Regions from separate parts of the Homo sapiens genome. Here region 1 is linked to region 2. The links are chromatin loops, found by intact Hi-C in ENCODE. Cell type or tissue: A673. All regions are shown on one strand. Links, peaks and the distances in the headings refer to the core of each region. The heading gives the core; the rest is flanking DNA.

Region 1 (16,141 bases), core at 4,451-12,450, 680 kb after region 2:
TAACATTTAGATGGCAGGAGGGTGTTCTAGATTTAGAGTATGCACCCAAACCAGCGAGATCTGTTAGAGATGTTGTAGAGTGGTTCAGCAATGTGCTTAATTGGTAAGAGCCCTGGGCAAGGTGGTCAGAAGACCAACAGCCAGGCCTGGCCAGGCTCCTACAGGACAATGGATTGCCTGAGGGCAAGGACTGGCTGTATTTCTTATCATTTCCCACTGTGCCTTGCACAGTCTTATTCACAGAGTATGTGCTGAATAGAAGGTGTCAAATGTTTTTGTCGCCAAAAACCACATGACATGAAGCATGCATGTGAAATCAGCTTTGTGTGTAGGTCATGACGAAACACTAATCTAGGTATTTCTGCTTGTATATTTCACACAGAAAAGGAAGTACATTGGAGATAAAGCTCATTAACAGTTCGGTAGTGTACTAGGGCCAGTCAGTAAGAAATTGGCAATTCTACTCTATTTTCCCTTCATTTAAAGATTCTGAATCCATTGATAAGCCCTGTGTTGAAGGCCTCTATTCACTAATATCCATTTCCTAGTTCAGCTGGGTGGAAATCAGAAAGACATTGTAGGGGACCAGAGTGTTGCTTCTTTGGAAAGAGTCTAAGTAGGTTCTGGCTGCCTGCATGGTGAGGTCAGTGGCATGCCTGCCTGCTTTGCTGCTTTGAACCTTAGACCACCCCAGAAACAATAGAAATACTTCAAGCAGTGGGGAAGGAGGTGATGACAAAACACTCCTACATCTAAAAGTGTCATGGGGGAACATGACATGCCCCTCCTTTAAAGCCTGCATGGTGGCTCTTCCTGAGAAATATGATGGGAAAGAGGTCAGGAGTGGGTCACCACCACACCAACACCACTTCTCATCCCAGACCCACCATGTGCCCTGTGAGCTGTCTGTGACCACCACCCTCCAGAAGTTGGCCATCTAATTATCCGATACAAACCTGGTACTTCCTAAGCAGATGTGCATTCTAGCTTCACTGTCTGCCAGCTCTTGAGAGAAAAATGAGAAGCAAACACCTGTTCTGAAACAGCTGAAGCTGGCCATGTCAGTGATCTTCGTTCAACATAAGCTCTCTGTCCCCAAGGTGGCAGTGAGCCTGAGCTGCGATCTTTTTGTTTCACCCTGGGGACGGTATGACATGTGGGTGGACAGGAAAGGGGGTGACAGACAGTACATCAGGGAATCAGCTATAGAAGTAGTAACAAAGATTGACAGCACGAGAAAGAATACTGTTTTTAGCGAAGACAAAAGACTGCCAGTGACAGTACGATGATTATTAGTCCTAGGCAAAGTCACGCTGGATATGTTTAGAGAATGGCAGGACCCTTTTCAACTTAAAGCAATAGAGAACTCTACAACCAACTTTGTTTCTCAGCTTTTTCTTCCTAAAGTCTTAGCACTGGTGCCGGAGCCTTGATCTGTGCTCTGACAGTGATTGAGTGCCACCAGTCCTGAACCAGGATTGGTTTCACAAGGTAGTTTGGTGTCACAGAGCGGCTAAACTTTCACTTGGTGTGTTGATCCCAAAAGTGGGTGTTGTCAGAGGAGCCTCTGTCTTAGCTCAGAATGCGGGTTGTTCGCTGGCCCCAGAAGAAGAGGTGAGCTTTTTGCACTGTTGTTCAGTAGAACACTGGAATTTTGAATAGGTGAGTAAAAGCAATATAATAATGACACCAATATCAAAGTAAGTGCCAAGAATAGAATTTCACTGAATCCTTTTATATTCTCCATTTACCATTGAGTATAATTTCTAACATGATGATGATGATGATGATGATGATATTATTATTATTGTTATTAAAGGTGGTAGTTCTTAGGAGCTATCCTCCCCAGAAATAAATCTAACAGCCAAAAATGCGTGACAGTGTGAGCGCCTGCTAACGTCCACAAGCTCAGAGGTGACTCTCTGTACCATAGGTTACAATTAGCTCTAATTCACTGAGCTGGAAATTGTTTTATTATTTCCTTTAGATTTCTAAAAGAAGTGCCTTCTATTGTAACAGTGTCAGGCACCTGGTACCTCAACAAATTAATTAAAGCACTGAAGTGTTTTATAAAATCACGAGCCACAGCAATAAAATGGAAAACAGCAATTGTGGGGAAAAAAATATCTATCTTTGGTCTTAGGCTGTGTCTTAGAGTTTAATGCAGGCAATAAAATCTCTCACCTTTTCTTGATGATGTTTAGTTGGTAGTCATATTTGTTTTGTTTTCAGCACTGAGAATGTTGAGATAAAGTACATATTCAGGTTGATTTGCCTACAACAAGCAAGTGAGTTTTCTGGAATATTATGTATTCTGCTATCATAAACACAGTTTCTATGAAGCAGTGATTTCACATTCTCCTATTCCATTAAGTCAGAATAATTTACGATATGCCATATGTGAGGTTACATGGCAATCTCTGATGACTTTTTAGGAGGAGAAGGAATTAATTAAAATTAGCATGGTTACCCTTAACCACTAGAAGCATTTAGGTCAATTAACCACTTTCCCCTTAAAAGATGAGGCCACTTGCACGTTCACAAACCCATTACTCTGCATTGTCTCAGTACACCAGGTACTGAAGGGGCTACCATTTTCTGGTTTGTTTTATATGTTGCTCCCTGGTATCTCGGAGAGGAAAACAGAAGAGGAAGAAAACATTTGAAATATTAGTGGATTTATGATTGTGCTGGTCAGTGTCTGTGTCATGTCCTCTAGGAGTGTAATCTACTAGAGTGAAGGAAAGAACGTGCCTTTGAGATGTAAGCCCATTGTCAATAGCAGGGGTTCTCCGACCGCCTGCACATCCCAGGTCTGTCTGTGCCTCCTACAGAGGGACCAGAGGAAGACGCCTGCCCATGCACGGGTCTTGGACTGTGGTGGAGTGCTTTCCTCTGTGCTATTTTGGGGGACCTTGCCTTTTCTTTTTTGAGCTTCAACCTAAAAATCACCTCTCCTTAATGCCCAAAACCCTGTCCTCAACCCCAGGCAGAGCTCCTTGCCCCGTCTTCTGTGGCCCCACAGCCCCTCACATTCACCTGGCAGGAGCCAAGTCACAGAGGGCTTTGCCGGCCATGGTAAGGTGTGTGGACTTCCTATTCATCGTGAGAGAAAGTGAGCAGAGGGGTTCACACAAGTGATGACGTGCCTCACGTGTGCAAAGGTCATTCTGGCTGTGGCGTAGTGAAGGAAGAGAGGAAGCAGGGCTTCCCATCAGAGAGTGAGAGGGGATGGCGGCTCAGACTACACCTTTAGCCATGGAGGAGGCGTCAAGTCACATTGGAGGGATGTGTTGCAGGAGACCTCACAATACATTGGTGCTATAGGAATTTAAAGTCAGGAGTTGCTAGAGCAGCGGTAGCCAGGGCTGTGACTTGGACGTGACATTGAAGAAAAGGGTCACTAGAGCAGCCTCTACGGCGAAGAAAGGGGCATCGAGGTGTTATTCTCTGGTGCCCAATTAAAAGGTTGCTAGACGATTATAAGTCTGACTTCTATCTGGATTGATTGATTAATTTCCCATTAGACATTGTCAAAGAGTAATCTCCTTTAAGAAAAAAAAAAAAAAAGCTTCTCTCTCTCCAAGCAAGCCTAGAAGAAGTGTCGGAAGCTGGAAGGAATTTGGCAATTTTGTCTGTTATCCTTTTTCCAAGCACGAAACCTTGCACTTAACAACCACATTAATGGAACAATAATTTTAGTCCCTGACTGTTTTTTCTTTTCAATCCTTAAAAATGACAAACCGTGGGCAATTTCTTCTCTACCACTTGAAGAACTCCTTGTGTAATAAGAAGCCGTTGTCACATGTGTACTGAGTGTTTTTTCACAGGTGACCGGGGTTTGGTTTTCTTTCTCACAGGATACCCAAAGCAGAGGACTGCGGCAGCTCGAAATGGGTTTCCGCCCAAGCCGGACCCGCAGGCCCGTGAGGCTGAGCGGCAGCTGGTGCTGCGGCTGAAGGAGCGGTGTGAGCAGCAGACCAGACAGCTGGGCGTTGCGCAAGGGGAGCTGAAGAGGGCCATCTGCGGCTTTGATGCCCTCGCCGTGGCCACGCAGCATTTCTTTAGAAAGGTGAGGCCCCATTTCGTGAAGGTCCAAGGGCATTTTGGTTGGAGGAGAGTGTGGTGATGGTGACGGTTGTTTGTGTATGTTGCTGTTTTGGGTTTGAGTTTTGATCAGAGTGGAGTTTGGATTTTCAGGAGTTCAGGCAGAATCTCCTGAGGCATCCCATCATCTTTGGGGAGCCACGTTTATCCTTAGGTGTGAAAGAAATACGTCTGGGAAGGATCATTAATAATCTTCATTCCAAAATACGAAATTATGTAAAAAATGAAAGGAAAGGATATACAGGAACATTTTTGAAGGTGGGATCTTTGCAGGAAATGGAGCGTGTGGTAGTTTGCATTTTCGAGGGGAGATGGTCACTTTCCGACATTACTGCTCACATCACAACAAAGGGAGACAGGGCCCCAGTACCGTTCACGTCGGCTGTTGATGGGCAATGGAATGTGCTTGGCCTGGGACTCTTCTCAAGGCCATGCTCACAGTTCCCAGAGCAGCATGGGGTGAGGTTCGGATTCTCCTTGTGCCCTCAATTTTTCTGAAAATGCAGGGAGGTTGGTTTCTCCTCTGCAAATGTCTGGATCTGTGTGTGTATACTGAATCTGTTATTAACCATGGAGCAGATAAGCATCCCAGCCTTTCCCCAGGGAACAGAGGTGGGAGCCTAGTGTCCCACTGCATTTGTTCTCCACCTTGAAGTCACCAAGGTGTGCTTGGGGGAGAAAAAGCATAAACATAAGTGCACATTTTTGAGATGCACATATGGACCTCCTGGTATCTATACATGGGAGGAAGTAAAAGTGCTGTATAAATGCTCTCCAAATAAGAAAGTGAATTAACGAAATATCTGGTCAATTTGAAAAGAAAAGCAGAAGAATGTGAAGTGGCTCCATGTCCCCTGGCAGCTCCTTTTTGGCCTTTTATGACATCCTTCACCTTCCCCTCTACTCCAGTATAGAAGCCTGAGCTGCTCTTTTTTGTTGTTATTATTTTTGTTTGTTTAAAGCTTTCAACAGAAAGAGCCATTTATCAATCTGTTGTGGTATTAAATGACAAGATGAGTAGACAGCCCTGAAATTTCCATTTTACCAATAGTTTCAGCCTCCTCCCCAACCAGAATTTTAACCCCAGCAGAAAATGGCCAATGTGAATTTCATACCTTCCTTTCTGGTCTAGTCACGATGCATGACGTGATCTGGTAAGCTTGCATAAAGTAGCCGAACACCCCCCCCCCCCCGTAAGAATTAAAGTTACAAACACGTCTTCAAGGAGCCCAAGAGGCCTGACTGGCCATGGTCAAGATGAGCATTTTTGTAATTAGGGAAGGTGATTCGTCGTATTTCCCACTGACTGTCAAGTTGTACCTAAAGAGGAAAACAGGGCTGTTCCTTGAAGTTCAGTGACCCTGTTTTAGTCACACTGCCTGCTCTGGGACTCTGCCTTCCAGACATCATCCAAAGAGTCAGAACAAGCCCTTGATAAAGGTTTCATATGATGGACAAAGCAATAGATATTGATATAATATATTGATAATATGTTCCGTGTTTTAGAAGTTGGAACTTTTAGGCCCCACTTTTGGGATCATGGCAGGGGAGAGAGTAACTGCCAAAATTAGGGGTCAGTTCCCTGTAGTTATGCACTTCCATGTTCCAGGAAAATTCCTTGTTGGCCTGCAGACCAGGAGTTTTACTTCTCTGTAGCATGCATGTGGCTCTCAAACCAGAGACCAACAGCGGCTGGCAGGTGATTTGCAGGCATCTCCACTGGACCTCTCTGCTACTACAGCTACACTTGGCATGACATTTCAGCAAGATGGATGGTGGACATGAATTTCATTTTCTTTTCAGTAAATCACAACCAGTAACTCCAAATGGGCTTCAAAAATGACCGTGGCATTTCACCTCCCACACAATGTATTTTTTTCTCTGTCTTTCTGATCTCTACGCTATCTTTCTCTCCAGATAAATGCCAGAAGAAAAAACAGAAGATAAAATGTTTTTTTTTTAAAAAGTTAAAGTCCTAATTGAACATAATCAGTGGCTTTTATGCAGGCCGTCATGCATGCCATGTAGTTTAAGGTGATGGATTTGAGAATTTGCTAGTAATACTGAATTAGACCAGGAGGTGTGACATGGGGTGGAGAACCTGGGAAAATAGAGGCAAAGCAGCCCTGAAACCTTCAACAATGGAGCCCTTTGAAGTTACCAGGTCAGGAGAACCCAAGGTACCCCATGTCACCCTTGTGAGAAACCCATGCATTATTATTGTGAATGAGATCTTGTCTGAGCCAAGCATGCCAGCTTTGAGGAAGCATGACCTGTATAGCCTGAAAATGCATGATCTCTTTGTTCTACCAGTTAGAAGGCCCTGCCAGAATTCCATCCTGTAAGGAATGCACGTGTATCTTTTGTACACTGTAGCATATTTATCTGCACAGCATGCTCTGGTGGAGAGAGGACGCAGTGCTAACCCAGAGTCAGTTCCATCTCTGCCCCTATCCAGTGGTGAGACCTTGAGCAAGTTCCTGCCTCTGTGCACTTCGTCATCATCACTGTAGGAATAACATCCCTGTCCTTGTTCTCTTTCCCCCTGGCTGAGTCATTAACTTTGAATCTCAGTTTTCTCCATTTAAAATAGAATTCATAATAACTCTTCACAAAGTCATTGTGAGAATGTAGTGAATTAATGTGCAAAGATGCTTTATAGAGATGGGTCTCACTATGTTTTCTAGGCTGGTCTCAAACTCCTGGCCTCAAGTGATCCTCCTGCCTCAGCCTCCTAAAGCACTGTGATTACAGGCATGAGCCACCATGCCCAGCTGGCAAAGGCACTTTTTTAACAAATATTCAATCAAACATTCTTTTCTGAGTACAAAGAAATCTGTCAGGATCTACCTCAAGGATTTTACTCTCAAGTGGGAGAAGGTGAAAACACAGTCAAAGCCCTTGAAGAGCTTGGCCTGGAATGTACTTTAAAAATAATTTAAGAAAATAATTTTCAGTGGCCAGGCTCGAGCAGCCTGGCCAACATGGTGAAACCCCATCTCTACCAAAAATAAAAAAAATTAAAAAAATTAGCCGAGTGTGGTGGCACGTGCCTGTGATCCCAACTACTTGGGAGGCTGAGGCAGGAGTATTGCTTGAACCCAGGAGACGGAGGTTGCAGTGAACCGAGATTGCTCCACTGCACTCCAGCCTTGGTGACAGAGGGAGACTCCATCTCAAAATACATTTTTTAAAATGAAAATGAAAATAATTTTCTAGTATAGCTCTTCAGTTGCTGCTATATATTTTTACCTGAATATGCTGATGCCATTAATTTAAATATGTGTTGGAAGTAAGCCTCACCACTAGAGAAAAAGAATTAGAAGCCCAGATAAGAATCTCCCTTTTCTGCCCCATGCTTTATAGCTCCTGGCAGAGTAGCTGTGAAAGTTGTCAGCTCTAACACAGCCTCAGCCCAGCGTCCAGGGATTCTAAGATGCCACACTTAGGTGCCAACAGCAGCCTCACACTTGTGCTGGTTGCAGGCAGCTCTGCCCCTGCAGCAAGGTATGTTCCTCACCACGGGCCAAACAGATCTGCTGTATCCATGCTCCCAGACCCCCAAGTGGTGTAGTAATGAGTGTGACTCTCAGGGACGGACTCGCGCTCCTTAGGGTCAGGTTGAATGGTGTGATGGTGCTTTTGCTGTGTGGTTCCCCGTAATGCTACTCTTTAGCATCCCCTGGTGGCTCTCCCATGAAACAGTCCACAGGATGGTCCTCACCCTGCAGCATGGAGTTTTATACACATTACCTGAGGGTACATGGATTTTCATGTTACTTTTAATAAGATTTATTATACTTATTCAGTATTTTTCATATCTATTCTTGTCTTCTTTGTTAACTTTATGAATGTGATTGTAGATGATGGTTTTGAATTTTTTTACATGTTATTAAATAGTTTAGGCATAAAAGACCTCAAAATGAATATGTCAAGCATTTTTGGACTTTCTAAACTTACTAAAAAATTAATAATTCACCAACCTCCTTCTTCTCAGAGTGTGTATATATTTTAAGGCTTTTATTATTTTACCTTTTATCACAAAAAAAATTTAATATAGAATAGTGGAAAGAATAAAACCCAGATACCCCATAATCCATATTTAACATTTATTAACATTCTGCCATATTTGCTTTATCTGTGTCTTGTTGTTGTTAGTTAGGGGTATGTATATTTTTTATATATTTTGTATATTTGAACTTCAACCTTTCACCTTCAGTTCACATATATTAGTAGACAATCTTTAGCAACTCTGTCTCTACCATATGGGGTGGGTAGGTAGGGAGGATTCAAAAAAGTAAGAGGCAGAACTTTAACAATAGAGCTCTTATTTATTGACCATCTACTATGTCCTGGGCACTTAACAGGCATTATTTTAACCCTCACAACAACCATAGCTGTTGTAGATATCATCCTCATGTGATGCCTGGGGAAACTGAGGTTTGGGGAGATTGCATAGTCCTCTGAAGACAACATAATTAGAAAGTGATGGAGCCAAGATACAAATACAGGCCAGGCCACACCCAACACTCATGTTTTTCCACTATATTATGATGCTACTTCTCCCTCTCTTCACAATCATCAAGGTGCTTTTTATGTATTAAGGGGGGAAACGCACAATTGCAAAACAGGTGAAACAATAATCTAAAAGTTAAACACACAGAAAATGACCTAATGGTTTAAGCTGTTGCCATAAAAAAAATACTATGTGCTCAAGTGGAAGCCTCATCCTTGATAATGGGAAGGAGTCTTGGAAGAGCAGGATGGAGAGAGGAGCAGAATGTGGGGTGAGCAAAGAGGAAGGAAGAGCGTATTGGGACGAGAACACCCGATGCCTGCTGTCTGCAGAGTGCCCCCGCTCCCTGCATATCTTTAAGCCCTTGGTAAATTAGTTAATGACTTCTGAATAGAGATTTAGGCCCTGGGGAACTGTTTTTAAAAGTGCAGTGATTGCTCTAGCATGGATTGCAAACTCCTCATAGTGAAGCTGGCCCCAGCTCACCTTGAGTGCTCCATAACACCTGGTTGATTCATGGGTCAGGACAGGGTGTCTGTTAAAGGGCAGGAGAGAAGAGACAGCAGTAGAACCCCTTTGGAAAATAAAGGCTTGCTAGCTTTATCTGTTTAATGCATTCAGATTTTAAATTCAGGGATTCATCAGAATGAATGTTGCCCTTGAGCTAAAGCAGTAGAGAAGCTATTACGTCCACCAGCCAAAGGACTTCACATTTCAGAGATTTTCCCACTGAGTGGAGCTCTCAGAGCAGTAATTATACCTTATCAGAATTGAAAACATCAAGCTCTTTGTTGCTTCCTAAATCCAAAACATGGTCATTTAAACATAGTGTTTTGTGCCTCTCCCACTTATAAACGATGCTCTGCGATTATCTTCTCTTCCCTTAATTTTATCTTGAATAACCAAAGGCTTAAAGAAAATGTGAGCACTTAAGGTGGCATTTCTGACAGCTATTCAGCACATAACACAGTAGAGAGTGCTAGTGAAGTGGTAAATTCAAGGTAAATTAATGGTTCCTATGGTTGTTGTTCTGAAAGAATATTATGTGTCACAAAAATAAGTGCCCCCACAGTGCTTTGATAAAAGAACCATGAGCGTCTGTATGCTTTTACTCATAGGACTTCAGCTAAAGGAAGTTTTTAGCACAACCCCCAAACATCAAAATATTCCCAATATCAAGGGACAGAATCCTCCAGATATGCCAAGCAGCTCTTTGAAGTAATAAGAACCCTTGGCCTGTGGTGTCAGTTGTGCAAAACATCATGGTCAGTGGAAAATGAAACTCAGAATAGCGAAGTCTTCTCAACATTCATGGAAGATCCTTGATACTGAAGCCTGATAAAACCCACCTCTATTGATGATAATATACATTTCACAATAAGGTGCAATAAGATGAGAACAGATACCTGACCAAGGTGAAAACTAATTGCCCCATTCAGCTCATCTCACTTATGCTTTGTCATCAATACGTTTTTTTGTTTGGGTTTGTGTGTGTGTGTGTGTGTAATTAAATGTCACTTTTTTGAAGGCAGATAGGTGCCATGGGAGAAGAAAGGTGAATTTCAGCTGCTGCTTTGCAGAAGAGGCCTGAGGTTTTCCCCAGATCCTGGTGGGCAGTTGGTTAAACCTGGTCTGTAGTAAAAGTGCGTGCCTTTAAGATATTCTGGGATACAGAATTCAGCATAGCCTTCCTGTAGCCAGAGAGGCCACAGAGCAGATGAGGTATGGAATGTCACCTGGCCATCCCACTCAACCTTTCTAGACCCATGGCCTCTGGCAGATACCAATTCTTCACTTAAATGTCACTGGCGACTTATTTGAAAATAAATGCTGTAAACTCCCCTCCAACTAAACACAAGTCAAAGGAAAGACAATATTCAAAAATCATGACTCTCTAACAAGAGGAGATATGGTTTTCTCAGCCCCAGAACCTCTTCCCTGCGAGAGATGAGTTTATTCACTTTCCTAGACCTCAGTTTTTCTATAAAATGGAGTTACTAAGGGTCCAGTTTCAAGGACAAGACTATAATGAAGGGGCTGTCAGGCCCAGGCTCTGTGATTTAATTCAGTGCCTCTGACTCTGTGGGTTGTTCTATTAGTCCGTTTTCATACTGCTGACAAAGACATACTTGAGACTGGGCAATTTACAAAAGAAAGAGGTTTAATGAACTCACAGTTCCACGTGGCTGGGAAGGCCTCACAATCATGGCAGAAGGTGAAAGGCACATCTCACATGGCGGCAGAGAAGAGAAGAGAACTTGTGCAGGGAAACTCCCCTTTATAAAACCATCAGATCTTGTGAGACTTACTATCACAAGAATGGCATGGGAAAGACCCACCCCCATGATTCAGTTACCTCCCACCAGGTCCCTCCCATAACATGTGGGAATTGTGGAAGCTACAATTCAAGATGAGATTTGGGTGGGGACACAGCCAAACCATATCAAGCGTTATCATTTAAATACCAGAAAATCATCGCCCGCTAGCTCAGTTGGTAGAGCATGACACTTAAGCACCAGAAAGTGCTCTGCCCTTCCTCAGGGGGTAGAGTATGCCTATTGATCCCTGCGGCCCACTCTAAGCATACCTGGTATGGGACCATCACGGTTTTGAAAATATAAGTTAGATTATTCTCTTTGGGAAAAATCATTTAAATAACAAACCTTTGTGGAGCATCTGAATCATGAGTCTGTTTCTAGCATATTATTCCTTGGGGACACCACCAAGTGCAAAGAGAGACAGGGAGAGAGATAGCCCTCCAGTAGTTGCCTGTCAAGGCTGAGCCCTCTCCTTGGTTCCTTTGGCGTCTGGTTTCTAGCAGGAGTTAAGAGACCTGGTGGCTCTTGGAGTACCTTCTTATGTGGGCCTAAAACCAGCACCTCATCTCCTGTAGCAGTTTGTGATGTGAGCCTCCCTCCCTGTGTCTGCATCCCTCTGCCTCCTCCTTAATACACACACACTCTGAATCATCTCCAATTCCAAAGATAGGGAATGGTCCATCCTAATCATTCTGTCTATGGTCCATCCGCTTGGTAAATGGATGACTTGAAAACCACATCTCGGCCCCTGAGTTCCAGTTCTGGGAAGAGATGCTCACTGAAATCATGGACAACAGAGTGGACTGTGAAGCCTGTCAAGCAGGCAGGGTACCTGGGGTAGGGGCGCCTTGAGAGAGGAACGTGGCTTGTGAAATGGGCCAAGGATCACATAGGACCTCAGCAGGCAAAGGTGGAGGAATTGGGCCTTCCGGGACAGCAGGAAGAACTTGAGCAGAGAGCGGTGCAGTGTGGGGAGAGGGCAGGACCACTCTGTGGAAGGTGAAGAGTCTAATTTGCCTAAAGCTTTGGTGATGATGATGGTGGGGAATGAGGCTGAAGAGTTCAGGGCCTTGAATCTTAAATAAAAGAGAGGAGGCACTGGTGGAGGCAGGCAGGAGGCCCTGAGTTTTGGACAGCAGCTGCAGCGCTGTGTTTTAGGAAGATTAACGCAGTTTGAGATGGATGGCAGCAAGAAAACCCCAGGTAGGGAAAGCACATCTCTGCCAGTGGAATAAAAATCCAGGCAAGAGGTGAGAAGGGTCAGGGGGACCTGGGGTCCCGATGGAAAGGAGAGGGCAGATACAGAGCCTGAGGCTGTGAACCTGACAACTAAGTGGATTCAAGATGCCCAGACGATAAAGGATGAACCCACCCCACCCCAGCCCCAGCAACACCCACACAGAAATCACAAACTGCTGAGAACCTAGGAATTATGTGCATATACAGCTCAGAAATGTTTAAAGGGGTCATGGGTTCCTTTGAAGAAATCTGCTCCGGAACTGTACATTGTATGCATCAATGAGCCCTCAAGTCCAGGGAAAAATAAAGCAATGCCAAGGGACCTGTAGCTTTTCTTTTTTTTCCTCCTAGAATCTACTTCTTTTTTTTTTTTTTGAGATGGAGTCTCACTCTTTCACCCAGGCTGGACGGCAGTGGCGCTATCTCGGCTCTCTGCAAGCTCCACCTTCCGGGTTCACACCATTCTCCTGCCTCATCCTCCCAAGTAGCTGGGACTACAGGTGCCTGCCACCGCACCCGGCTAATTTTTTGTATTTTTAGTGGAGACAGGGTTTCACCATGTTAGCCAGGATGGTCTCGATCTCCTGACCTCGTGATCTGCCCACCTCGACCTCCCAAAGTGCTGGTATTATGGGCGTGAGCCACTGCACCCAGCCCCAGAATCTGCTTCTAACCCATGTATCACCTGTCCCACCCCCTGGGACAGCAGGTGGGACACAGTACCCTGTGTCCCACCCATCCTCTCCAGGAAGTGCAAGGTGGCTCTGAATTGCTGCTTCTTTTACATTAATTTAGTTAATGCTTACAGTTAGATAGAAAGAATCAGTTCTAATGTTTGATAGCATAGTAGGGTGACTGTATTAACAACAATATATTGTTATATTTCAAAATAGCCAGAAGAGAAGATTTGAAACATTTCCACCACAAAGAAATGATAAATGTTTGAGGTGACGAATATCCTAAATTCCCTGATTGGATCATTAAACATTCAATGCATGTATCAAAATATCAGATACACCCCATACATAGGTATAAATATGTATCCATAAAAAATAATTCAAAAAAATAATGTACTTTATGCTTCCTACCATCCTGCATCCCTCCAGAGCTGGTACAGCCCCCTGTGTTGATTTCTGGGACTCTTTCTCTTTGGTAATGCTGAGATCTCCATGAGGGAATTAAGCAGAGGTGTAGATGTCAGGAGAGAAAAGGGAGGCTCTAGAGAAGCAAGCTCGGGGTGGTTTACATACAGTGATGTGAAAGGGATGAGATTCACAGGAGGGTGTATGCAGAGGAGGGAAGCTGACCTGGGACAGCATCTTGGGAAATGCCTGTGCATCCTTCATGGGGCCAGGTAAGGAGCAGTAGGCCTGGCAAGGAGAGAGAGGAGCTGGTGAGAGGGGTTGCAGGAAAGGGGAGAATCCCACCTCTCAGAAGCCAAACGGAGGGGGCATCTCTGACAGGTGAGAGTGATTTACAATACCAGGAACCAGACAGCAGAAGAAAAGGTTACAGATACCAGGTACCAGGCAGCGGGAAAAAAAAGGTTACAGAATGAGGAAGTACCCTAGACTTTGGCAGTTTGGCAAGAGTATCTGTAAAGAGGTAAGGACAACCAGCTTTTCCTGGTTCCTCTATTATCAAACGGTTTATTTAGCAAAGTTCTGCCTCGTTTCAGCCCGTAGAGAAGCCCGTTCTTCTACCCTGTGAGGAGTGGCAATGGCACCATCTACAGGACATTGTCTAGAAATGAAAATCTGTGCCCGGAGAAAAGAACTCATGTCAAGTATTACCTTAAATTCCAGAGAGTTTTACAGAAAGCAAATGCCGCTCTCCTCCCTTTGGCTCCCTAAAGTGTCAACTACAGTCCTGCCTATTCCACAAACCTGATTGAAACGAGGTTTGAAATTAAGAACACACAGCTCAGCTCCTTTCATTTTTCATTTTATTCCTGACCATCAAATCACTAAAACAGCAAGAATAAGATTTATGTGGTACACTGCAAGCAGTTTGCCTATGAGGTAATTCATAAAAGCAATTATATATGGCACAAACCTAACAGTAAAAGTGTATACCTGTGATCCAGTCCCTGGAGAGAGTAAAAACACATCACTTCTGCCCTCCCAGGAGAAGAAAGAAAAACATTTAAAATCCAAAATAGTGAAACTCTATTACACGACAGTATTCTCTTGAGAACAAAGATTTATCATAAGTATTATGCTGACAAAATAGATAGGAGGTGATATTATTTCTCAAATTCTTCTTCAATAATATTTCCCCAATTTTTGTTTCAGGTTAAAACTCAGGGTCAGAATTCTGTATTTATTTTAAAAGCATGAAGGAGGAAGAAAAAGAAAGGAAAAAAGAAACAAACAAGTGCAATAAATAGAAAATAATTACAAAGATGGTCAATAGTAATTCAAAGATATCCATAATCACTTTTAATGTGAATGGTCTAAACAGCCCCAGTTAAAAGATAGAGATCTGGCTAGGCATAGTGGCTCATGCCTATAATCCCAGCACTTTGGGAGGCTGAGGTGGGTGGATCGCTTGAGCCCAGGAGTTTGAGACCAGCCTGGGCAACATGGCAAAACCTCATCTCTAAAAGAGAGAGAGAAAATGGTTTTTTAAAAAACGTGCTATGGTTTGCATGTGTCCCCCAAAAGTTGATGTATTGGAAACTTAATTGCCATTGTAACAGTATTAGGAGGTAGGGCCTTTAAGATGTGATTCGGCTGGGTGTGGTGGTGTGCATCTGTAGTCACAGCTACTCAGGAGGCTGAGGCAGGAGGATCACTTGAGCCCAGGATGCAAGGCTATAGTGCTCTATGATTGCACCCGTGAATAGCCTCTGCACTCCAGCCTGGGCAACATAGCTGGAGACCCTGTCTCTTGAAAGAAAGAAAGAAGTGATTAGGCTACACCCTCATTAAGGGATTAATGGCATTATCCTGGAGTGGACTCTTGATATATTTGGCTCCTATCTTGTCCCTCCGTGTCATGCATTCACTTTTGCCTTCCATCCTCCCTTCTGCCATGGAATAAGCTACACCAGATGCCAGTGCTATGCTCTTGGACTTCCCAGCCTCCAGACTGTGAACAAAATAAACTTCCTTCCTTTATGGGTTACCCAGTCTGTGGTATTCTGTTATAGAATCAGAAAATGGACTAAGATAACACCCAATTATATATTGTCCACCAAAATAAAAACCAATTTGAATATATAGCTCAAATTAGAAGTAAAGGGATGGAGAAACATACACCATGCTAACACTAATCAAAGGAAAATTGGAATAGCTCCATTAATTTCAGACAAGGCAGACTGTAGAACAAGATTACCGCAGATAAAGAGGGACACATAATGATAAAGGAGTCTGTTCTTCAAGAAAACATAAGAAACATGAAGGTAACTATTGATATTTTAGGCTGATTCTATTGGGTTCCAGTGACTTGTGTGCTCAGGTGATGTTCAATTATTGCAGTTCTGAGAGTCCTGTTTCTTCAACCTCAAAAATCTGCTGAAAAGCTTCCAGGATTTAGAGGAAAAATAATTGTAAACACCTGATGTATTCTGAGCACTGATATGCTTTTTATTTTTTAATGCATATTATTTCATTTAATATCTTCACATTAACCACCCCCCCCCCCTTTTTTGAGATGGAGTCTCGCTCTCTTGCCCAGGCTGGAGTGCAGTGGTGTGATCCTAGCTTACTGCAACCTCTGCTTCCTGGGTTCAAGTGATTCTTCTGCCTGAGCCTCCTGAGTAGCTGGGATTACAGGCGCCCGCCACCATGCCCAACTAATTTTTGTATTTTTAGTAGAGATGGGGTTTCACCATGTTGGCCAGGCTGGTCTCAAACTCCTGACCTCAGGCGATCTGCTTGCCTCGGCCTTCCAAAGTGCTGGGATTACAGGCGTGAGCCACTGTGCCCGGCCTCTTCACATTAACCTTTTGATGAAG
Region 2 (16,141 bases), core at 4,402-12,401:
GTTTTTTCTAATCTTGTCCCTTCATACTTTTCCCCAAAGGTTCAGCGTCTTCCATTTCTTTCAAGCTCAAATCTTTCACTGGATGTTTTGAGGGGTAATGATGAGACTATTGGATTTGAGGATATTCTTAATGGTAAGTGTCATTCAGCACCTTTTTATGGAGCCCTTGTAATTTAAAAGGCAAACAGCTGCAAAAAGAATAGGCAAAATTCTTGTCCTCATGGAACTTACAGCTGATTGGGTTCACTTTATTCATTGCATTAAGATAAAGTTTAATGGTAGTAACTGTTCTTTAACTGTTTTTAAAAGTGAAGATTGGCTGGGTGCGGTGGCTCACGTGTAATCCCAGCACTTTGGGAGGCCGGGGTGGGCAGATCACCTCAGGTCAGGTGTTTGAGACAAGCCTGGCCAACATGGTGAAACCCTGTCTCTACTAAAAATATAAAAAGAAAAAAAGTGAAAATTATTTATGAAATTCTAAGAGTACATAGTCATTTCAGTCTAGTAATGGTGGTTATTCACTTCATGTCCTGAGCTTCAAGTGTAATATGTCAGTCTGATATTCCTAGGGTGACTTAAACAATGATAATTATTTCAGAATTCACATTGTTGGGATGTGACTGGTGTTGTTTTTGTGTGTTTAGTTTGATTTTGGGGTTTTTTGACTAGCATTTTAAACAACTGGAAAATAAATCTTTCTTTAAAAAGTAGCTCCCCAAAAAAGTAATTTTTGTACTTCTACAGGTGATAAATAGGAAAGAGGAATCTGTCTTTTTTTTTTTTTTTTTCAAGATGGAGTCTTGTGCTGTTACCCGGGCTGGAGTGCAGTGGCGCAATCTCAGCTCACTGCAACTTCCGCCTCCTGAGTTCAAGCAATTCTCCTGCCTCAGCCTCCCAAGTAGCTGGGATTACAGGCACCCATCACCACACCCGGCTAATTTTTGTATTTTTAGTAGAGACGGGGTTTTACCATGTTGGCCAGGCTGGTCTCGAACTCCTGACCTTGTGATCTGCCCGCCTCGGCCTCCCAAAGTGCTGGGATTAGAGGCGTGAGCCACTGCACCCGGCCGAATCTGTTATTTTTAATAAAATTCCCTGAATAATTGTAAATGAATTTAAGTAAGAACAATATATGCAGCATCCTCTATTTTTTCTGGTCCTGAGGAAGATAAACAAATACAATCCTGTCCAATGCTGCCTCTGCTCGTTATGCCCCAGCAGTGCAGGAGAAACAAAAATATCCAACAGGATTAAGTTTTATTAGTTTTGCTTGGCTGCTGATGTCCGGTAAGGAAATGCTGTGGACATAACAGAAGTCTAGTGAGCCTCCTTTCAGAATCTTCCCTGAGGGAGCATTTTGGATGCAGGAAAAGCTGGGATTCTTAAGCTTTTACATTGAACTTAGACCTTATTTAAAACTACTAAGGTGATAGTTCAGGTCTTTAGTTACAAAAGCATTCATTTAAAAATCTGCTTCTGTAATTCTGTTTAAAGAAAGGGAGAGGGACTTAGGAGCATTTATCTAGTCAGTCAAATATGTGTCAGGCACTGGGCTAGGCTCTGAATATACAGCTGTGAACAAAACAAATATCTGTGCTTTCAAATGGGGGAGATAAACACATAAACACAAATATACAATTTGATAATTCTAGGAATAAAAAGGATGTTTTTGGGTTGGGAGGGCACATACCTCTGGGAATACAACACAGAAGTGAATTTCTGAAAGAAACATGAAATCATTGACCTAGAAGTAGAAGGAGAGTATTTCAGACAGAAGAGATGAGTATGTTCAGGGTATGTAACCTGAGAACAGCTGAAGAACTCTGAACGGTTTGAGATCTTACTCTACTTTGAAGCTAACTTGTTAGCCTGCCATGAATTCATGGATGCTGGCAGAAGACAAGAGACTCCTAAAGGACAGTTTCTTATTCATAGCAATAGCGTAGCCAGAGTATCAGCATTTCTTTTGGTTCCCTTAGCCCCACTTCCTATGGGGCAGCTAAGAAGAGGGTAAGGTGAAGCCTTGTACATTGAGTGTGTTACGTTAGAGGAGAGGAACTCCATGTTCAGGCCACCTCAGCCTTATAACTGGCAGTAAACCTGCCTGTCCTGTGCTGCTTTGTCTTATGAGGCTGAAACGGCTTTGGAAAGATAGCCTAGAACAAAGGCAGTTTAGTGTCTCTGCTCCCAGCTTGCAGAATGGAGAGACCAATAGAGAACTGTCTCCCAGCATATATAAGAGCACTTTAAGAAGGCCCATATGGCTGGCATGTTTTGAGCAAAGTAGAGAGTAGAATAAGGTTGAGATCAAAAAGCTCAGCAAGGAACAGATGAATCAGGGCCTACAGACCATGAAAAGAAGTTTAGAATTTCTTCAGAATGCAAAAAAAGGCCATTGAGCAGTTTTAAGTAAGGATGTAATGTGATGGAATTATATGTTTAAAAAGGTCACTAGCTGGCTGGATGTGGTGGCTCAGATCCATAATCCCAGCACTCTGGGAGGCAGAGGTGGGAGGATCAGTTTAGCCAAGGAGTTTGAGACCAGCCTGGGTAAGATGAGACCCTGTCTCTACAATTTTTTTTTTTTAAATTAATTGGGCATAGTGGTGTGCAGCTGTAGTCCCAGGTACTCAGGAGGCTGAGGCAGGAGGATCACTTGAGCCCAGGAATTTGAGGCCACAGTGAGCAGGGATCACACCAGTGTACTCCAGCCTGGGCGACAGAGTGAAACCCTATCTCAAAAAATAAAAAATAAGCCACTTGCTATCTTGTGGGCATCTTTTAAAATTCATTCCTTGTGTCTCTCTAAGGTAGCTATTAGGAAAAATCACCTGTTTAGGTAGATTTTTTTTGTTTTGGAGACACGAGTCTAGCTCTGTCACCCAGGCTGGAGTGCAGTGGCGCGATCTCGGCTTACTGTAACCTCCACCTCCTGGGTTCAAGCAATTCTCCTGCCTCAGCCTCCCAGGTAGCTGGGATTACAGGTGCCCACGACCACACCTGCCTAATTTTGTATTTTAGTAGAGTCAGGGTTTCACCATCTTGGCCAAGCTGGTCTCAAATTCCTGACCTCCGGTAGTCTGCCCGCCTCAGCCTCCCAAAGTGCTGGGATTACAGGCGTGAGCCATCACGCCCGGCCAGGTAGATGATTTTTATCCACCTGGTAGATGATTACAGTGAGACCACTGTATTTGGGGTAGTTTTTTTCTTGTGGGAACTGTTATTGCATAATATACGGTTAACTTAGGGCTTCACCTTAGGGACCTGAATTAGCTGTTCCTTTCTGCCTCAAATAGTTTACCCTCATTTTTCAGATCCCAACCTAAATATTACTCAGAGAGTCCTCCGTTAACTACTGTTAGTCTGTTCTTGCATTGCTATAAAGAAATACCTGAAGCTGGGTAATTTGTAAAGAAAATTTATTTTGGCATATGGTTCCTCAGGCTGTACAGGAAGCATAGTGCTGGTATCTGCTTCTGGTAAGGGCCTCAGGAAGCTTACAATCGTGGCAGAAGACAAAGGGGGGCCAGTGAATTATATGGCGAGAGGGAGCAAGAGAGTGAGGGGGCTGCCACACAGCTTTAAACAACCAGAACTTGTGTGAACTCAGAACAAGAACTCACTTATCCGGGGGGTGGTGCTAGACCATCCATGAAGTGTTCAACTCTGTGGTCCAGTTACCTCCCTACAGGGCCACCTTCCGCACTGGGAATCACATGGCTTTGTTTTTTTTCTCTCTCTGTCACCCAGGCTGGAGTGCAGTGGCGCGATCTCTGCTCACTGCAAGCTCTGCCTCCCGGGTTCAAGCGATTCTCCTGCCTCAGACTCCTGAGTAGCTGGGACTACAGGCGCCCACCACCACGCCTGGCTAATTTTTTGTATTTTTACTAGAGATGGGGTTTCACCGTGTTAGCCAGGATGGTCTCGATCTCCTGACCTCGTGATCTGCCCACCTCGGCCTTCCAAAGTGCTGGGATTACAAGCGTGGGCCACCGCGCCTGGCCGGGAATCACATTTCCAACATGAGATTTGGAGGGGACAAACATCCAAACCATATCAACTACCTAATCTAAAGTAATCCCCGCTCTGTCACCCTGCCTTATATTAATTCTTTACATAACACTTATGTGATATTTTTCTTATTTATTATTTGTCCAACTTAAATATACGTGTCAGGAGAGCTGGAGATTTTTTTCTTGTTAACAGTTGTGTTCCCAGTACCTGATAGGGGGCTTGATCCATAGTTAAGGGTCATGTTGATCACATTCTTATCACCTTTGACACAAAACACAGTGTTAAGTCTATAATCAGAGAGTAGCTTGTTAATCTAAATACTGTGTAAAGACTGTGACAGTATTGGAGATGATGACTTTTTTGCCTGCTTATCAGTGAAGTACTTAGGCAAGTTAATTCTGTACATTTTACAAGATTAAGAAGGACGTATAAGGACACTAGTAGAATCAAAAATAGACTTTTTCTTAATGCTGGAAGGGGACTTTCATGTACTCTAATCCCCTAACTGGAAGATGAGTAAATGGAAGCTCACAGAGGCTCAGTCCTCACTCAGAGTCTCACGGCGAGCTTGTGGTACAACAGATGCAAAACCCGTCTCCACCAGTGCCTTGCTTACATGATATGCTGTCTTTTGGTGCAAGTGATTTATTTAATAAATGCATTTTATTAAAGAAGCTTTAAAAAGCAGGGTGTGGAGAAAAGTTTAGTTACATAAATGAGTATATTCTTTGTGCAAAAATTTGAAATATTACCATTGAAACTCAGATTTGCTGTAGTGACCCTCAATCCCATTTTTCTCGTTCCCTAATTACCGGCTGTTTTAGTTTGGTTTAGTCTGTCCTTCCAGACTGTTCTGCGTGTCTTTCTATGTAGTCAAAAATATTGCCTTTTTTTTTTTTAAGTTGAGGTTTTGAGTGCCTTTTATATACACAGCAGTTTATTAATCTCCAGTCTCTTAGGAGGTCCAGTGAGGAAACATCCACATTGTACTGAACTGTTCCTCTTGGTAGCCACCATTATTATGTGCAGGGTTATTCATTTTTACAAAGTGATTTTACGATTTAGTTCATTAGGTTTTTATTCTGTTTCTAGTCCTATGTTGAGTAGAGGACAAAGAAAAAGTCTCTGTCTTTAGGAAGCTTATGCTTGGTATTAATTTTAAAAGTTCTTTTAGGTGTATAATCACAGTTAAAATAAGGCTTTTGTCTGACTCATCTGTAAACACAAAAGTGATGATTTTTAAAGGTTTTCTTTCTTAAGAATTCTTACGTTTGTGTGGATACAACAGGTCAGAAGACAATACAGATAAAACATTTTTGTGAATTAAGAGATTGTTTCCCGTCCTGTGGGAAGCCACTAGAAAACTTAAGAACTTTGAAAAAAAAACTTTTGTCAATCTGTTTTTTCTTTTTAAATCCACTATTTTGAGATATTATTGACATACAATAAAGTACACCTATTTTTAAGTGTACAGTTCTGTGGGTTTTAATTAACATGGAACCTGGTCTCCTAAACAGAGGAGTAGAATGTTTTCATTGCCTCACAAAGTTCCCTTGGTCCCTTTTCAGTCAGTCACCCCACCCCAGCCCCAGGCAATCACTGGTTTGTTTTCTATAACTTTAGGTTAGTTTTGACTCTTCTGGATTCTTATGTAAGCAGAATCATTGAATGTATCTCTTTTTTGAGAGTCTTTTAAAATGTTTGTTTTTGTTTGCTTTCAGATCCATCACAAAGCGAAGTCATGGGAGAGCCACACTTGATGGTGGAATATAAACTTGGTTTACTGTAATAGTGTGCTGTTCATGGAAACCGAGGGCTGCATCTTGTTTATAGTCATCTTTGTACTGTAATTTGATGTACACAACATTAAAAGTACTGACACCTGAGAATTTCTGCTCAAGTAGTATCAGTGATCATTTAAAATTTGGAGGGGTCTTTGGTTTACAGCCATGTGACAATTAAAAGCACTAAAGGGAGATCATGTTAAAGCTCTTAATTTATATTAAAACAGTAGCCTTTGTCTTTAAAAAAGTTGTTGCTCATGAATATTATAAAATGATCTACAGGTTTCAATTCAACCTGTTTCTAGGTTTTTTTGTAAATTTAGTTTTGATTAAGCATTATAAGCATTTGAGTCTATAAACTTTATAGTAGCATCTTTCAGAATAAACATTTTTAATTGATTTCAGTGGCAACTCTCAAATTGATTACAATATGAGATATATCAGTGTCGTCCATTAACACTCATAAGAATAATATTTACTGTGTCAGTGCTATTTTAGGATTATAGTTATTGTTTGATTATTTCAGGTTGAAAAGTAGAAGTTCCAAGGTTTTGATTTTGGTCTGGTCTTTAAGTGAAAAATTAAAGCAACCAGTAGATGTAGGTTAAACTTTTACTTCATAGACTTAATATGTAATTAATATATTGCCAAGCAACACTGTTAAAGAAAAGTAAAACTCATTTTTTCTTGTTCTTAATTTATATATTACAAGATACTGTAAGGTATTCTTTATGAAGTTGATATATAAAAATTTACATTTTTAGAACATTAGTGAATGGATCATCTTTTACAATTAAAAGTATATTTTGATTATCAGTTTCTTAGGAACATCTTTGATTAGATAAATTACTGATTTGAAACATTTGGCAATGTCTAGAGACTTTTTGGAGTTACAACTTTGGGGTTGGGCTGCTACTGGCATCTAGTGGGTAGAAGCCAGGAATACAGCTAAAGATCCTAAAATGCACGGAACATCAGCATCAATTTATGGTCTTGTAACTAGTTGAAGACACTAAAGGGAAATGAATTTAAAACTCACAATTTATATTTGTACAGTAGCATTCTATGTCTTTAAAAAACTTACTTATGAACATTCTAAAACCATCTACATACAGTTTGCACTCTGCAACCAAGATCATTTGGTTCAAAATGTCAGTAGTTGCTAAAGTTGACAAACCTTGAGAAAAGTCAAGTACACTTAAAAAATTTCTTTTGTTGCTCAGGCTGGAGTACAGTGGCGAGATCATGGTTCATTGCAGCTGAGACTTCCCAGGCTCAAGCAATCCTCCCACCTCAGCCTCCCAAGTAGCTGGGAGTACAGGGGTGCATCTCCACACCTGGCTAATTTTTTATTTTTTTATAGAAATGGAGTTTCGCTATATATTGCCCAGACTGGTCTTGAACTCCTGGCCTCTAGTAATCCTCCTGCCTTGGCCTCCCCAAAGTGCTGGGATTACAGGCATGAGCCACTGCACCTGGCCCGTTACACATTTTTAAAATAGATATCTTGCTCTTACCTATTGAGATTAAGTTTAGAATCGTCTTTGCTAATACAGTGTTCTCCAGCCCACTTTACACTTAAATAATAAGAAAATGTAGAAATAATAAAGATTCACTAATTGCTTCTACATATATTCTCCTTAATTAAGGAAGTTGGAGATTTCTTCTGTACCTTAAACCTAGGAATAATAGATAACCCTTCCTGACCAGTAGAGGGTACTGTGTTTAAGAGTGTAGTTTAAATGGAAAATGTGAGGCTTTAATATAGAACTTGGTAATCACAAATAACACTTTCTGATGGTCTTTTTGCCTCCTCTCTCCTCTTTTAACCTTTGTGTTACCAGTGGCCCTCACCCCTGGATGCTTATAGGAATCAGCTGGGAATCTTGAAGAAATTTTAGTGTCAGTATTTTAATCTCATAAATTCCAGTAGGACTAGTCTGAAATGGATCCCAGGAAGTATATTTTTTGAAAGCTCTCCACGTTGAGAACCTTTTATATGCTTTATTCCCTTTCTTTGCTTGCTCTGCCTTTGTGTTAGTGACAATTGCCAATTGCAATTCCCAGGTTGTGACCTGTGCTTCTGACCGACTGGTTGCAAATTGGGGTTCCCACTTTCCCTCTCCTTGGGTTTCATAATTTGCTAGGGCAGCTCATAGAACTCAGGGGAACACTTTACTTACATTTATCTATTTATTATAAAAGATATTGCAAGGGCTACAGATGAACAGCCAGATGGAGGTGATGCATAGGGCAAGGTAAGGGGGAAGGTGCTAGGAGCTTCTATGCCCTCTCCTGGCACACCACCCTCCGGACACCTCCACGTGTTTACCAACCTGAAAGTTCAGGGGTTTTGATAGAAGCCTCATCTTGTAGGTATGATCAATTATGAACTTACTCTCCAATCCCTCTCCCCTTCCTAGACGATGAGGTTGGTTGAATGGGGCTGTAGATTCCAAGCTTCTAGTCATGATATCACAGTCCTTGATTAAAATTTATTAATACTAAAAAGCATACCTAATGGCACAATCTAATTTTATATTAAGCCTTTTAATATATATGAGAACAAAGGAGTTGGTGGCTATTACCATCTGGAAGTGTTGGGGATTTGGTGTATAATTGAACACGCACACCACGGGATGGCTCTTGCACTAAACACAACTTTTCACTCTACAGAATGTAAATAACAGGCTTATTACTTTTTCTTAATTTTGCCCTTTACCATGGGTGTTATCCCTTTTTCTGGAGGACAGGGAATACATCTCAGTGCTCTTCTACATTGTGTTATTCCTTTGTTTATTTTATTTTTTAGAGATGAGGTCTTGCTATGTTTCCCAGGCTGGAGTGCAGTGGGTATTCACAGGCATGATTATAGCTCACCAAAGCCTCGAACTCCTGGGCTCAAGTGATCCTCCTGCCTTACCTTCCTGAGTGGCTGGGACTACAGGTGTACGCCACCATGCCCCCAGCTTGTTATTTCTTTGAATGCAGACATTCAAGAATGAGAAAAACGATCTGAACAAGTGCTTTTGAAAAATGGAAGAACTATGTGAAATATAATTCTTTCATTGGATTCTACAGTTGGATAAATGTGTTTATTCAAACACATGAAATATAAGTTAAATATAAGTTAAAATCAACTCATCTCTTCAGAAGTGTGGCCAGAGTCAAATTTAACCAAATTTTGACCTGCTGTTTCAATAAAACAAAAAATGCTGTGACACTTTGTTGGACTTACTTTCCTCATGACTTCAAAATTGAAATTCAATTTCCTTCATATACAAGAAATGCTTCATTAAGAACCTATACTTAATATGTTATAGATCTTTAAATATTCCTAAAGAATGAGAATATACTACTAGTTTTTGTTTTTGTTTGTTGTTTTTTGAGACAGAGTTTCACTCTGTCGCCCAAGCTGGAGTGCAGTGGCACAATCTTGGCTCACTGCAACCTCCACCTCCCAGGTTCAAGCGATTCTCCTGCCTCAGCCTCCCAAGTGGCTGTCTTTGTTTGTTTGTTTTGTTTTTTCAGGTTGAAAAAGTGTAATGGACTTTAAAACTTTTTTTTTTTTTGAGACAGAGTCTCGCTCTGTCGCCCAGGCTGGAGTGCAGTGGCGTGATCTCGGCTCACTCAACCTCCGCCTCCCGGGTTCAAGCGATTCTCCTGCCTCAGCCTCCTGAGCAGCTGGGATTACAGGCACCTGCCACCACGCCTGGCTAATTTTTGTATTTTTAGTAGAGACGGGGTTTCACCATGTTGGTTAGGCTGGTCTCTAACTCCTAACCTCATGATCCGCCCGCCTCTGCCTTCCAAAGTGCTGGGATTACAGGTGTGAGCCACAGTGCCCAGCCGACTTTAAAAACTTTAAAGATGAAAAATTAAGTTTTGAAAGTTTAGGATTTGCTTCCAGATTTGGAAGTTACTTCTGGAGCCAGTAGACCTGTTTTGTCAGCTGTACTTTGCTTTTTGCTGCTTTTCAATGTCTTGGCTTAATGGAGACAGGAAAAAGTTATATTGTTCAGCACTGTGACAAAATAGAGGTCACGGAGGATATGGCTTTGGGTCAGTGGAGGATCAGGTAGAATTCTGCTTTGACTTTTGCCACACTTTTGGAGAGATGAATTGATTTTAACTCAATACTTTTGTATTTTTAAAATTTCAAAATTAGAGAAAATCTAGAAGAATAATAACAAAAGCACCCATATAACCTTCATGTCTCTAACATATTGTCTTATTTCCTCGTGAGTAAATTCAGGAGAAACATTTTTGGCAGGACATCCACAGCGGTGGCGATGTCTGCTTCTTACTGCAGCTCATCAGGGGTCATACAATATCAGGGTGTCCCGCTTGCTGGTGATGCCAAGTTTGATCACCTGGTTAATGGGTGATGGCTATCAGAGATCTTTACTGTAAAAGTACAGTTTTCTTTTTGTAATCAATAAGTAGTCTGTGAAGCAATAATTTGAGACCTTGTGTATATCCTGTTCCCCAAGAACTTTTCACTGAGGTTTTAGTATCCATGGAAAATCTTTGCCCAAATCATTTATAACATGGTCATGGGGGTCAAAAGAGGGCTACAAAATCGTGGCATTCTTTTTCTACTTGTTTTGGCTGACAAGTTGTAAAGCAGAGTTTCCCCACATCTCTCTTCCTCTCCTCAAGTGTCCTTATGCACTCATGGATTCTTCTTAAATGCTTTAGAGTCTATTTCTACACAGTACCCTTTTGATGGCCTAAACCTAACCATTTTATTGAGCAGGACTTCAATTTGAAAATGACTGATGTCAAAATGTTAAATTTAATTTTAGCATTTTTCATTGTTATTTCAGAGTATCAAATATAATTTGAGATATTTTTGTTATCATAATCATAGATATTACGGCCAAAGAAATACCATGTTGGCCATAAGGGGAACAACTGCTGACCCTAACACTACCAATGTTCTGCCCATCACAGCATGAGCAAGTCGAGAGTGAGATCGGGAGTGGTGGTTCTTGCTCCATTCTGTGTGGTAGCTTTGAAGTAGGCACTAGGGTATGAAAATTTAAGAGAGGCTGGGCACGGTGGCTCACGCCTGTAATCCCAGCACTTTGGGAGGTCGAGGCAGGCAGATCGGGAGTTCAAGACCAGCCTGACCAACATGGCGAAACTCTGTCTTTACTAAAAATACAAAATTAGCTGGGCATGGTGGCGCACTGTAATCCCAGCTACTTGTGAGGCCGAGGCTGGAGAATTGTTTGAACCTGGAGCAGGCTAAGAAAGAAACCAGGAAGCAAAACAGCAGAGGGAGGCAGAGGTTGCAGTGAGCCTAGATTGCGCCACTGCACTCCAGCCTGGGCAACAAGAGTGAAACTCCGTCTCAAAAAAATAAATAAATAAATAAATAAATAAATAAATAAAATTTAAGAGAAGATAAGATGGAGGAAACTGATAAGGCACAAGGAGTGGTGCACATTTGTTCTTCTTAAACTTTTTACTATGGAAGTTTTTAAATATCCAGAAGTAGAAAAATACAACATAATCCCATGTCCCCATCATCTGTCTTCAATAATAATCATGTTTCATCTATATTTTACACCCATTGTTCCCCTCAATATTGCCTTAAAAGAAATTCTAGACATCTCATGTGTAAATATTTCAGTTTATAACACTAGCATAACCATAAAACTATTAACAGTAATTCCTGACAAATACCCATCGTTCAAATTCCTAATGGTCCAATAAGTGTCATATATAAATTGTGCCAATTGTCCAAATATATGGGTTCCACCTCCATCTCATTTTTCTTTGTCTTGCTAGTTGTTGAAAAAACCAAGTTGGTTGCTCTATAGTTTCCCACAGTCTAGATTTCACTGTCTGCCTGTTTGTGATAGTCTAACATGTTGTTTTCTTTCCTTAGTATTGCCTATAAACTGCTAGTTGAATCTACAATCTTGATAAGGTTCAGGTTCATTATTTTTGAAATAGTCACTTCATAGGTGATGTGTTCTTCCATAAATCTGCCTGCAGATAGTAGCTACCCACTCCAGGTCTCCCGCCCCTGCAGGCTTGGGAGTGCCTGCTCCTGCTGCCTGGCCTCTTGCTGCTCCCGGCACCTGCTCCAATTTCTGAGCAAAGTTGAGGCTGAACCTGGGTACTGTCACAACTCGGCCGGGTGTGCATGCTCAGGGTGGCAATGACATCCCACCCCCCTGCCACCTAGGCCCCCTCCAGACTTTGGGTGCCGACAAACGTGAGAGGGAGGCCAAGGTGGTGCTGAGGGTGGCTTGGCATGGGCCTGCAGGTGGCCCTCCGCACAAACAGCCTGGGCACCATGGATGACATGACTTACAGCAGCAGGACGCAGACAGGCTCCTGGGCAGAAAGGGGCGTGTCTCCAGTGAAGCCACACCTTCAAGTCAGGGATGGCCTGAAGCGTGGGGGCTGGGCTGTCAGTTCTGTGAGGAGTCTGCAGCCTGGATGGAGTAAGAACTTAATGGTGCTTTTTCTGGGCCGGCCCATGGCTGCCCATGGACCAATCAGCACACACTTTCTCCCTTCTGAAGCCCAGAAAAGCACTGGGTTCAGCCAGACTTGCAGAGGTGTAGGGACTACCTGCCTGCGGATAGGAACTACCAACTCTATATCTCCTCTCTGCTGAGGGCTGCACAGACATCGGGATAACCTGCCTGCAGATAGTGGCTACCCACTCCAGGTCTCCTCTCCATTGAGAGCTGCACTCATCCAGATGACCTGCCCGTGGAAAGGAGCTACTCACTTCGTGTTTCCTGAGAGCTGTACTGTCACTCAGTAAAGCACCTCTTTGCCTTGCTCACCTGCCAGTTGTCCACGTACCTCATTCTTTCTGGACATGGAACAAGAACTTGGGACCTGACAAATGGCAGAACTGAAAGATCTATAACACAAACAGGGCTGAAACACACCCCCCAACCCACTGGCCATGTTGTGAGAAGGAGAAGGAGAGAAGAGCTGTGGCCCTCTGGGAAGCCCAGACCTAAGAGCTCCCCGAGCCAGGGCTGTGATACCCTCTTTGGAACCCTGTGGTTCCTGGCATCTCCAAGCTTCCAGATGCCACCACATTTCTTGGATCCTGCAGTGGAAGCTACTTGCGGTATGCCTGGTCCAGCCACAGCCTCGCACAGAGCCAGTGCCTGTGCGGGTGCCTGGAGCTGTCTGCCCCGCCACAGCAGCCAGTGTGCCTGCCTGTGCACAGTGGCCAGACCCCGTGCTCGCTCACTCACGCACCCCTTGCCACACTGTGCCTGGCTTGCCCTTGGCAGGAATGGGATCTGGGCTGGTGGCACAAGCCAAGCGCAGCCTGCCAGGCCGAGTGGGCAGAATGAGCCCAGTGGGCCCAAACAAAACTCCCGCAAAGGCGCCACAGCCACAGAGGCTTCCAGCTGGAAAAGCGACACCCTAAGGATCCTGTGACAGTATAATTTGAAGTCCGGTAACTTTATGCCTCCAGATTTGTTCTGTTTGCTTGATATTGTTTTGGCCATGTGGGCTCTTTTTTGGTTCCATATGAATTTTAGGATTGTTTTTTCTAGTTCTGTGAAAAATGATGATGGTATTTTGATGGGAATTGCATTGAATCTGTAGATTGCTTTGGGCGGTATGGTCATTTTCACAATACTGATTTTTCCCATCCATGAGCATGGGTCATATTTCCATTTGTTTGTGTCATCTGTGATTTCTTTCCGCAGTGTTTTGTGGTTTTCCTTGTAGAGCTCTTTCACCTCCTTGGTTAAGTAGAGTCCTAGGTTGTTTGTTTGTTTGTTTTTTGCAGCTTTTATAAAAGGGATTGAGTTCTTGATTTGATCCTCAGCATGGTCATTGTTGGTGTATATCAGTGCTACTGATTTGTGTATGTTGATTTTGTAACCTGAGACTTTACTGAATTCATTTATCAGACGTAGGAGCCTTTTGGATGAGTCTTTAGGGTTTTCTAGGTATACAGTCATATCATCAGTGAATAGCGACAGTTCGACTTCCTCTTTTCCAAATTGGATGCCCTTTATTTCTTCCTCTTGCCTAATTGCTCTGGCTAGAACTTCTAGAACTATGTTGAGGAGAAATGGTGAAAGTGGGCATCCTTGTCTTGTTCCAGTTCTCAGGAGGAATATTTTCAACTTTTCCCCAATCAGAATGATGTTGGCTAGTTGGCTATGGGTTTCCCATATATGGCTTTTATTACTTTGAGGTAAGTCCCTTCTATGCCTATTTTGTTAAGGGTTTTTATCCTAAAGCGATGCTGGATTTTATCAAATGCTTTTTCTGCATCTATTGAGATGATGATATGATTTTTATTTTTAATTCTGTTTATGTGATGTATCACATTTATTGACTTGTGTATGTTAAACCATCCCTGGAGTGAAACTCACTTGATTATGATGTATTATCTTTTGGATGTGCTGTTGGATTCAGTTAGCTAGTATTTGTTTGAGGATTTTTGCATCTATGTTCATCAGGGATATTGGTTTGTAGATTTCTTTTTTTTTAAATGTCCTTCCCTGCTATTGGTATTAGGGTGATATTGGTGTCATAGAATGATTTACGAAGGATTCCCTCTTTCTCATCATTTGGAATAGTTTCAGTAGGATTGGTACCAATTTGAATGTCTAGTAGAATTCAGCTATGAATCCATCTGGTCGTGTACTTTTTTCATTGGCAATTTTTAAATAAATGATTCCATTTTGCTGCTTGTTATTGGTATGTTCAGGGCTTCTGTTTCTTTCTGATTTGATCTAAGAGGGTTATATGTTTCCAGGAATTTATCCATTTCCTCTAGATTTTCTAGGTTGTGCACATAAAGGTGTTCATAGTAGCCTTGAATGATCATTTGTATTTCAGAGGTCAGTTGTAATATTTCCAGTTTCATTTCTAATTGAGCTTATTTGGACCTCTCTCTTCTTAATCTCACTAATGATCTATCGATTTTGTGTATCTTTTTAAAGAATCAGCTTTTTTGTTTCATTTATCTTTTGTATTTTTTTTGTTTCAATTTCATTTAGTTCCGCCCTGACCTTTGTTATTTCTTTTCTTCTGTTGGCTTTGGGTTTAGTTTGTTCTTGTTTCCCTAGTTCCTTGAGGTGTGACATTAGATTGTCGGTTTGTTCTCTTTCAGACTTTTTGATGTAGGTATTTAATGCTATGAGTTTTCCTCTTAGCACTGCTTTTGCTATATCCCAGAGGTTTTGATAACTTGTGTCACTATTATCATTTATTTCAAAGAATTTTTAAATTTTCAACTTGATTTCATTGTTAACCAAAAAATCATTCAAGAGCAGATTATTTAATTTCCATGTATCTATATAGTTTTGGAGTTGATTTCCAGTTTTATTCCACTCTGATCTGAGAAGATACTTGATACAATTTCAATTTTCTTAAATTTATTGAGACTTGTTTTGTGGCCTGTTATATGGTCTATCTTGGAGGATGTTCCGTGTGCCTATGAGAAGAATGTATACTCTATAGTTGTTGAGAATGTTCTGTAAATAGCTGTTAAGTCCATTTGTTCTAGGGTATAGTTTAAGTCTGTTGTTTCTTTGTTGGCTTTGTCTTGATGATCTCTCTAGTGCTTTCGGTGGAGTATTAAGTCCCCCACTATTATTGTGTTGCTGTCTGTCTCATCTCTTAGGTCTAGTAGGAATTGTTTTATAAATCTGGGAGTTCCAGTGTTAGGTAAATATAAATCCAGGATTGTAGTGTCTTCTTGTTGGACTGATTCTTTTATCATTACATAATGTCCTTATTTGTCTTTTTTTACTGTGGTTGCTTTAAAGTCTGTTTTGTCTTATATAAGAGTAGCTACTCCTGCTCACTTTTGATTGCCATTTGTGTGGAATATCTTTTTCCACACCTTTACCTTGAGTTTATGAGTCCTTATCTGTCAGGTGAGGCTCTAGAAGACATCAAATATTTGGTTGGTGTATTTTTTTAAATTAATTCTCTGATTTTGTATCTTTTTTTTCTAATTCTTTTTTTTGAATTATAAGACTTTAAGTTCTAGGGTACATGTGCACAATGTGCAGGTTTGTTACATAGGTATACATGTGCCATGTTGGTCATTTACATTAGGTATTTACATTTACATTAAGTATCAACTCGTCATTTACATTAGGTATTTCTCCTAATGCTATCCCTCCCCCAGCCCTCCCACCCCCCAGCAGGCCCCAGCATGTAATGTTCCCCTCCCTGTGTCCACGTGTTCTCATTGTTCAACTCTCACTTATGAGTGAGAACATGCAGTGTTTGGTTTTCTGTTCTTGTGTAACTTTGCTGAAAATGATGGTTTCCAGTTTCATCTATGTCCCTGCAAAGAACATGAACTCATCCTTTTT

The links. Peaks named below come from ENCODE experiments on the same cell type or tissue, not always from the same donor. Only the 100,000 strongest peaks of a DNase experiment are listed, where the experiment ranks them.
Region 1: it touches region 2 in a loop (4-fold over the local background); 4 of 110 quality-filtered maps call a loop at or near these places.

The regions. Positions count from the first base shown.
Region 1 is chr13:29,355,402-29,371,542 of GRCh38, forward strand. MTUS2 (microtubule associated scaffold protein 2) reads left to right here. Exons shown (of 16, transcript NM_001033602.4): 8 at 3,861-4,072. Among named protein-coding and RNA genes, the nearest start is that of MTUS2-AS2, 110 kb to the left of the region's middle. RefSeq lists an enhancer at 7,516-7,735 and a silencer at 7,551-7,845. In A673, for the core only: a CTCF peak has its summit at 7,801 (motif pointing left); a DNase peak (open chromatin) is centred at 7,770.
Region 2 is chr13:28,672,300-28,688,440 of GRCh38, forward strand. POMP (proteasome maturation protein) reads left to right here. Exons shown (of 6, transcript NM_015932.6): 5 at 40-133; 6 at 5,736-6,660. The coding sequence ends at 5,803. Among named protein-coding and RNA genes, the nearest start is that of POMP, 21 kb to the left of the region's middle. In A673, for the core only: a CTCF peak has its summit at 7,504 (motif pointing right); no DNase peak of the experiment used is centred there.